Regions from separate parts of the Mus musculus genome. Here regions 1 and 2 are each linked to region 3. Evidence: chromatin contacts called from ENCODE Hi-C or POLR2A ChIA-PET data. All regions are on one chromosome and are shown on one strand. The core of a region is the stretch at or near the end of the contact, and the rest is flanking DNA. Distances in the headings are between cores, read along the strand shown.

Region 1 (2,700 bases), core at 128-2,627, 370 kb after region 3:
CATAAAAGTGAGGTATCATGGCCTTGGGCCCCACGCCCATGGATGGAGAGAAAACCAGAGCTGAGGTAGCTCCCCAGAACTCAGGCCAGTGTACACTCGGAGCGGCTGAGGCGAAGCTGACGAACCTCAAAGGCTTCGTGGGAGAGCCTGTGAACAGACCAGAGAGTGAGGTCACTGCATGAGCTGAGAAGGAAACGGTGGTTGGCGGAGGGCTGCCCTACCACAGCCGGCCAGCCTACCACAGCTGCCCTCTGGGTAGATAGATACTAGCTGATTTAGTCTCTAAAAGCTGGAGTCCACTGTACATGTACAGTTCAATGCCTTGGGGTGTGGGGGCTCCCCTTGTTAAAATGTGAATGGTCACATTCATTTGTGGGATCGTCATGAATGATGAATGGGATTTTTTTTTTCTTTTTTCCTTTTCTTTTTCTTTTTCTTCTTTGTCTTTCCTTTTCATTTAGGCCTCTAGCTGGGACCACACCCTGCCACCTGAGACACAGAGGCCAACGGTGAGGAAAGCAGGCGGAATGGAAATGCCCCTTTAACCATCCAAGAACCAGAGAAAAGCCACAGGCTCCAGGAAGGTTCAAAGGGCAGAGGGAGGGCCTGGTGAACTCGAAGTCTCCAAACAGTAGCTTGGACATGCCCATTGGGGCAGGGCAAAGACAGCATCCCGCACAGGGACTTCTTTGGCATTTATGTTGGACAGTCACCCCGAGCTCTCTGACTACAGGCCTGGAAAGTCTCTACAGTTAGTACTGAGAAGAGTGGGAGCTCGGTGAGATTCCACGGTGGGGGGATCCAGGCAGGGAGACTGGGCCTGCAGTTAGAGCTGCTTGTCTTTCTGGATCAGGAACTCAGAAATCAGATACTGGCTTGACCTGCCTTCAAAGTAGGATTGACCGTAGGTATGTTGGGATGGTTGGGCATTTCCTGAAAATAACGTTTTCCCTACCCTACTCACTGATCCCTAGCATTCCTTTAACAGGGAGCCAAGACTTGCGTTACAGAGCAAATTTAAAGTGGCTCGGGAAGAGAAACTCTAGACAGAGGAAGAGGAAGTGTGTGTGTGTTGGGGGGGGGGGGGGCTCGAGCACACGCGCGCATGCCCTTCTTGTACGGTGGTCATGTTTTGCTCATGCCCATGCGCATGAGGGAATAAATCAGCTTCCTCTATCACAAAAAGCAGCAGAATTATTCCCAACTGGCTTTAGGTTTCCCAGATTTAGGCAGCAGAAGAAAGCAAAGCCGCCCCCTCCCCCCTCCCCAGACAACATTATGAAACCAGAGAGCTGCTCCAAAGGCTTCAATTCTTCTTATTTTTTTACGTTGGTAGTTCTCTGCCTTTCTGATATGTAGTGCTGCCTCCTGCTGGCCATGTTGCGGTATAGCGGCTGAAAGGCACGGGGGTGAGGGGTGGGGGACTCTGACCCCCTACCTAGGAAGCCTATGGCGGGAACATCGCTTAAGAAACAGGATAAGACTCTCAAAAAAAAAAAAAAAAAAAAAAAAAAACAACAACAACAACAACAAAAAACCTCTGGGTGTCTTTTGGCTTTGAATTTAAACAGGGATATCTATGTCTTGAGCTCTAGTTTAGCAAATTAGGTTCCAGGGCCTTGAATGTTCAAAGAACAATGGCTGCCAGCTCCACCCACCTCCTGGATTCCAGGTTCCCGGGCAATCTTCTGCAGTTCTCTCCGGTGAGGCTGCGGCCTCCAGGGCGTGGTGAGAGTCTCCATTGTCTTGTTCCCTACCACTCCTAGAATCTCTCCAAAGGAGATTTCCCTACAGTTGCTAAGCAAAGCAGTGCCAGTTTCTGTAGATAGGGCCCAGCAGAGATTAGAATTTATGTAGCTGCACTTGGATGGTCAAATATCTCAAAAAAGATACCTTCAAGTTGCCTGATGCTATGCTAGAGTATTAACAAAAGCCACCAAAAGCCGGGCGGTGGTGGCGCATGCCTTTAATCCCAGCACTTGGGAGGCAGAGGCAGGCAGATTTCTGAGTTCGAGGCCAGCCTGGTCTACAAAGCGAGTTCCGGGACAGCCAGAGCTACACAGAGAAACCCTGTCTCGAAAAAAAAAAAAAAAAGTCACCAAACATATTTATTGCCTTTTTATTTTAATTTGTGTGTGTGTGTACATGTGCCATTACAAATGTTTGTGAGCCACCATGTGGTTGCTGGAAATTGAACTCAGGACCTCTGAAAGCCACTCTTAGCCCCAGCCCAATGTCTAGGCTTTTTTTTTTTTTTTTTAAAGAATAAAAGATGGTGTCTTGATATGTGGCCCAAACTGTTCTCAAAGTTCCAGCAGTCCTCCTGCCTCAGCATCCTGAATGCTAGGATTACAGGTGTGCACCACCATGCCCTGCTAACCAAGCATTTTAGAGACACTGATAAAATTTATACTGGTTTCAGCTGTATAGTTCCAATTCACGAGAATGAAGGTAGGTGGGTCTAGAGAGATGGCTTGATAGTTAAGAGGACTGGCTGCTCTTTGTAGAGGATCTGGGTTAGATTTCCAATATCCACATGACCATCTATAATTTCATTTCCAGGGATATGATGCCCTCTTCTGGCATGCAGGCATTTATATGCAGATAGAGCACACATACATAAAACAAAGAAATAAATCTTTTTTAAAAAATTTAAGACACACCTTTATTCCCAAAACTCAGGAATTCAAGGTCAGCCTG
Region 2 (2,700 bases), core at 118-2,617, 300 kb after region 3:
CTTGTGTGTGTGTGTGTGTCACTCTTTAACTCAAGATAAAGAATAGCTGTCTAACAAAAACAAATTCAACTGGTTGTGAAGGCAGCAGACTATTACCTAGCACAGACCAGGCAGAAATACGATGTCTGTAACATCCATTTGCATATAACAGCATAAAGAATTAGAACTCATGCTGGGCGGTGGTAGCGCACGTCTTTAATCCCAGCACTTGGAAGGCAGGTGGATTTCTGAGTTCGAGGCCAGCCTGGTCTACAGAGTGAGTTCTAGGATAGCCAGAGCTATAACAGAGAAGCCCTGTCTCGAAAAACCAAAAAAAAAAAAAAAATTAGAACTCACAACTCCAAAGTATGATATAATGGACATTCAATGTAATTGAAAGAAAAAGCAACGGGGGTGGGTGGGGGAGAGGTTATTATGGTGATCAAATTAATCTTCCTAGGCCACAAATGAGTTCTGAAGCCTTTTAGGGAGAGATGATGCTGAGTGGTGAGAGCCAAGGTGGCAGAAAAAAAAAAGAAAGAAAGAAAGAAAGAAAGAAAGCTAGCTAGCTAGCTAGCTAAGCACAGCTTTCCAACTAGCTCAACCGCACTCAGCAAACAGTAGGGGATCCACAACTGAAATCCGGGCAGTTCAGCTCCAGGGCATATCCTAGGTCCTGACCACTTGGCGATACTGCCCTTCAGCAATGGTCCATCCCAGGTTCTCAAGCGAGACGGTTTAAAAAAAACAAAACAAAACACAGCCTATTGGCAAATGAGGGTGTCTTAAAGGAAGCTCTCAAAACGCCCTCCACTCCTCGCTCCTAGGCTGCGGGCTGTTATTGATTTGGAGGTACCCACGGTGACACAAGACTCTAATCCTATCAACTTGGGAGGCTGGAACTCGAGGCGTCCGAGGACAGCCTGGACTCGGCGGTGTGCAGCCGCCCAGCGCACTGTGCGGAAGCGAACCAAAACAAGATGCTAAACGCGTGGCCCGGGGAGGCAGCTCTCGGGCGGGGCGCTCCGCCGCAGCCCCACCGCTGCATGCGCCCAGGTTTCCGGCAACGCGGCCCCGAGCCGGCCCGGGCCCCGCCGCCGCGGCTGCCCTCACCTGCCGGCCCCATGTACTTGATCACGCCCTGGGTCTTGAACACCTCGCGGGCCGCCAGCAGCGCGTCCTCTCCGTGCGCCGTGTAAAAGTCGCCGCGGTCGAAGAGGCGCACCGTGGTGCTCGGCTTCTCCGGCATGCCCTCAAAGAAGCGCACGAAGCCCGCCTCGGCCGCGCCTTCCAACTGCAGCGTCTCCTTAGGCTGCACCGCCATTTCCGAGCCGCTCCACACCAACACCACTAGAGCACAGAGCGACCCTGCGCTGGCCGCGTCGTTTCCCGCCTCCCCAACCTCGCCCCCTAAACCTCGTCCGGCCTCTGTGGGCTCGCCCAATCACCATGCAGCGCTGCGCCCCGGTGGGTGGGAGTCTACCGCAGTAGCCAATCATAAGCGAGCAAGGTCCCAGCTTCCCGCGAACTCTAGGACTCTAGCTACTGCGCATGCGTCCGACTTCTGCAGCCTTGCAGGCCTTCCAGAGGCTGCGCTTTCAAGTCCGCCTGGTGGGTGGGTAGGTGTGCTAGGCGGGGTCAGCTAGGAATTTGTTTTATCAAGTGACCGGAAACGTAAGAGTGAAATCACAAAGAACTTGTAAACAAAGAACTATCTTTTTTCCCCCACCCAGCCTTGAGTGTGCGTTATACACTTGCAGTGCAAACTGCCATAGGTAAAATTTCAGGTATATTCTGCACAACCTCTTGCTGACCCAGTTTTGCATTTCGCCCATCGGTTGACGAATTCATCCAATAGACACTTGGCAAGCCGAGCGTGGTGGCGCATGCCCTTAATCCAAGCACTCGGGGGGGCCTCTGAGGCCAGCCAGGTCTACCAATCGAGTTCCAGGGAAGTCAGGACTACACAGAGAAACCTTGTCTGGTAAATAAATAAATAAAGGACAGATGGGGGCTCAGCACCTTGTCTGGTAAATAAATAAATAAATAAATAAACAAATAAAGGACAGATTGGGGGCTCAGCAGTTTCCTAACTTCCTAATGTTTTCATAGTCGCCTACCTTGAGTTCAGTCCCCATCACTAGTGTAGCTCATCATAACTGGTAACTCCAGATCCTCGGTGTGGGTGGAGGAGGTCAGGTGCAGACACTTATTAATTTAAAGAAAAAATATATATATTAAATGTGGAAACGAGTAGGGTGACACACACTTGAAACCCCAGCTCTCAGGAGGTCAGAAGGGCCAAAAGTTAAAAGTGGGTCTGGCAAGAAACACAGTACAGTATTATCCTTGGCTACGCAGCTGGAGGTCAATTTGGGCTACCAGAGACTGCATCCTAAATAAATAAATAAATAAATAAATAACCTGCTTTGGAGTTCTAAATAAATAAACATCCTGCTTTGGATTTCTGTGTAGCAAGACCCTGTCTCAATAAAGAAAAGGGTGGAGGCGGGGGAGGTAGAGAGGTTGCATCTGGTTTTTCTTCCGTGCTAGTGAATGGATGCAGACTGCACACTGTTTTAGAAGTAGATAAACAAACACACAGAAAGATGGAGACTAAGAGGTGTAAACCGACAGGAAAAACTGCAGGGTTATAAACATTCTTAAGGGCTAATTAACTGATTAAGATGTGATTGTAGGGAGCTGAAATATTGCAAGCCC
Region 3 (2,700 bases), core at 104-2,603:
ATAGGAACCAGGTTTGATTCCCTGCACCCACCCAGTAGCTCACAATATCTCTAACTACAGAGGCTGAGGTCCTCCTCTGGCCTCTCTCAGGCAGCGTGCATGCACATGGGCACACATACATACACGGAGGCAAAATACACCTCTGTGTTTACCTGTGTCTGAACTGTGTCCTTTATAGCCAAAGGGAAGGAAAGAAATTAGAGATCCAAAATCATTTTCTCTGCCCCAGGAGCATACGCCAGCTCTTCCTGGTGCCCAAGCTGAAACTCCAGAGTACTGGACTCCAGAAAGAACTCTTTACATTTTAAATAAGTCGCTGCACACTTCTTAATCCCAGCAGAGGCAGGTGGATGTCTGAGTTCCAGGACAGCCAGGGCTACACAGAGAAACTCTGTCTCGAAAAAAAATGAAAATAAATAGATAAAATAAATGTCTCTAGTCGTTCCTACAAACGACAGCCAAATTTACAAAGTGCGAGTACAACTCCAGGCAAGTTTCCCCCAGTAAACCTTCTTGCCCAGGGCTTGCCCAATACTCCGAAGACCCACTAACTGCGAAAAATCTCCCGCACTCTTCCCTCCTGTGAAAAGGTGGGTTAAAAAAAACTGTCGTCCCAAGCCGGAGCGCCGCTTTCACTATCTACAAACTTCCACCTGCAACCCGAGTTTCCTCCCACCGTAGGCTCGCCACCCGGAGGAGCTCCCTGCCCGATCCGATCCGCCCCGCCCCCTCAGGCCGCGGATCGCAGCAGGACACCCACCGTTCCCGCTCCGGCCACTTTGGGGGAGGGTGTCTCCGTCCCCGAGCCTCCCGAGCCTCCCCACCCCCACAGTGGGAGTGCGCTCGCTTGCTCGCAGCGTCCCCCGAGAGTCCCGGGCACCGGCCCCGCTTCTCCCGGGCCGGCAGGCCGCCCCTCCTCCCGCCGCCTGGCACGGAGCAGCCTCCCCCTCCTTCCGGGAGACCCGCGCGCCGCCGCAGCCCCGACCGAGCCGGCTACCTGGGAGGCACGGCCTGCGCGGAGGAGGAGGCCCTCCGCAGCCCTCCGTTGAGATCCTTTGCCTCCGGCGACGAGGCGGATACCGCCGCGGACCGGGACCCGGGTTCAGCCTCGCTCCAGGCCGCATCCCCGCCGCGGGAAGCGGAGGCTCCAGAGGCAGCGGCACCTTGGCGTGAGGCCTCGGCCGCGGCCTTCTTGGTGTCGCCGAGTGCCGGGGACTTGGGGAAGAAGCTGTACAAGGTGCTTTGTCGGGACATGATGAAGGCTGACGGGCAGACCGGGCCACGGCTCCGAGCGCCTACAAGGATCGCATCCACCGCGCGGCCGCCGCTGGCGGGAAAGTCGGGAGGAGGCGCGTCCTACCCGAGCATCCGTAGCCCAGCGGCCAATCCGAAGGCGTGTCGGCCTGCGCGGTGGGCGGGGCCCCGCCCGCGACGTGCCCTGGCGTAGATGGGCGGGGCGGGGCGGGCCCAGCCCCCAAGCTCGGGTTGGCGGGCCTTGAGACTGAGCCTTTGCAAAGCAGTGGAGCTCGCGGTGGCTACCCGGGCAAGTATGCACCAAGAAGACGGAAGTGGCTTGCGCGGTTGCTGGAACGGCGGGGTGCACCCTGCGAGAAGCCGCGTCGAGCTCGCTGCGGAAACACCTGGCCCTGCGGGCGGTCCTGCGGTTGGACTGAAAGGAGCTGAGAAATTGGTTGTTGCTGTCTGCCACGTACGGTGCGTTCGCAGAGCATTGTACAGAGCGGCACTTGTGAATGCCAAGTGCAAGAACAGCTATCCACAAAACCAGCTACCCACAAAACTTTCCTTGGCCCGTCACTGCCTCAACTAGTTTACGCCTTACTATATGAGATGGGCAGTTAAGGTCCAGTCTTATCTGAGCCCTTTAGCATAAGTGTGCAGAATTTTTTATATTTTAGAAACTGAGATTGCTAAGGTAATGTTGAGCGTCAACGCTTGGGCCCTAGCAACCCTAACGAGCTAAACTCCCACTCATCCTCAGTAGTCGAATAATAGAGAAAATAGCAAAAAAACAGATTTTTTTTTCAAAGGGCCACATTAGGAAGATAAAGTTCAGCCCCCCCCCCCCGGAAGTTCATCTTTGGGGGTACTGACGTGAAGTTTTGGTTTAAACCGGGCGACGGGAACCAGAATGGTCTTGTAAGAGGTGGTCTGACCCACCATAATCTCTGCTCCAGACTGTCCTACATGGGGATTCAACGAGCTTCAGATACTTGAGAAATCTCTTTCCAGAAACCAAGTTCTTCCTCTACACTAACTCGAAGCTTTGTCTTACCCCTTCCCACCAAAAAATTCCTGGAGAAATTCCAATTCTTTGGAGTCCATTATTTCAATTGCCTGATAGCCAAAGGGAGCCAAGTGTTTCTCCTCAGAATGTCTTCCTGCCAGGTTGATTACAGGGCGTTTTCGAAAATTGGAGCTCCTATTCAAATTCAAGAAATTGGAGCTGAGCGCGAAGGTGTGTGCCTTTAACCCCATTGTTCCAGGCAGAAGCAGGTGGATCTCTGAGGTCAAGGACAACCCTGGCTACAGTTACAAGACTTGCCAGGGTTTGTTACACGGAGAAACCCTGTCACAAAAAAAAAAAAAAAAAAAAAAAACCAAAACAAAAAAAACAACTAAATCAAGAAGGAGAGAGAGAGAAATTGGGAGACTTAATTCAGCTCTAAGTAAGAATGGACT

Evidence for each region. Hi-C counts contacts between places; a loop is a spot of excess contacts on that map. ChIA-PET counts read pairs that join two places held with the same protein, here RNA polymerase II (POLR2A).
Region 1: POLR2A ChIA-PET joins it to region 3 with 19 read pairs in embryonic stem cell. The contact joins the enhancer-like site here to the promoter of Msh6 in region 3. A Hi-C loop is called at or near these places in 1 of 37 maps with a recorded cell type or tissue (left cerebral cortex). POLR2A ChIA-PET finds 5 or more read pairs at or near these places in 4 of 5 experiments (all embryonic stem cell).
Region 2: POLR2A ChIA-PET joins it to region 3 with 43 read pairs in embryonic stem cell. The contact joins the promoter of Msh2 here to the promoter of Msh6 in region 3. POLR2A ChIA-PET finds 5 or more read pairs at or near these places in 5 of 5 experiments (Patski and embryonic stem cell).

What each region holds. Positions count from the first base shown.
Region 1 is chr17:87,600,768-87,603,467 of GRCm38, reverse strand. It overlaps Gm46609 (predicted gene, 46609), which reads left to right. Exons shown (of 3, transcript NR_169183.1): 3 at 462-1,185. Among named protein-coding and RNA genes, the nearest start is that of Gm46609, 11 kb to the left of the region's middle. Within about 2 kb of position 1,377, at least 1 of the 3 ENCODE cell types and tissues checked has a DNase peak (open chromatin) inside an H3K27ac peak, as active enhancers do.
Region 2 is chr17:87,671,199-87,673,898 of GRCm38, reverse strand. It overlaps Msh2 (mutS homolog 2), which reads right to left and starts at 1,367. Exons shown (of 16, transcript NM_008628.3): 1 at 1,093-1,367. The coding sequence starts at 1,303.
Region 3 is chr17:87,973,703-87,976,402 of GRCm38, reverse strand. It overlaps Msh6 (mutS homolog 6), which reads right to left and starts at 1,353. Exons shown (of 10, transcript NM_010830.2): 1 at 998-1,353. The coding sequence starts at 1,254.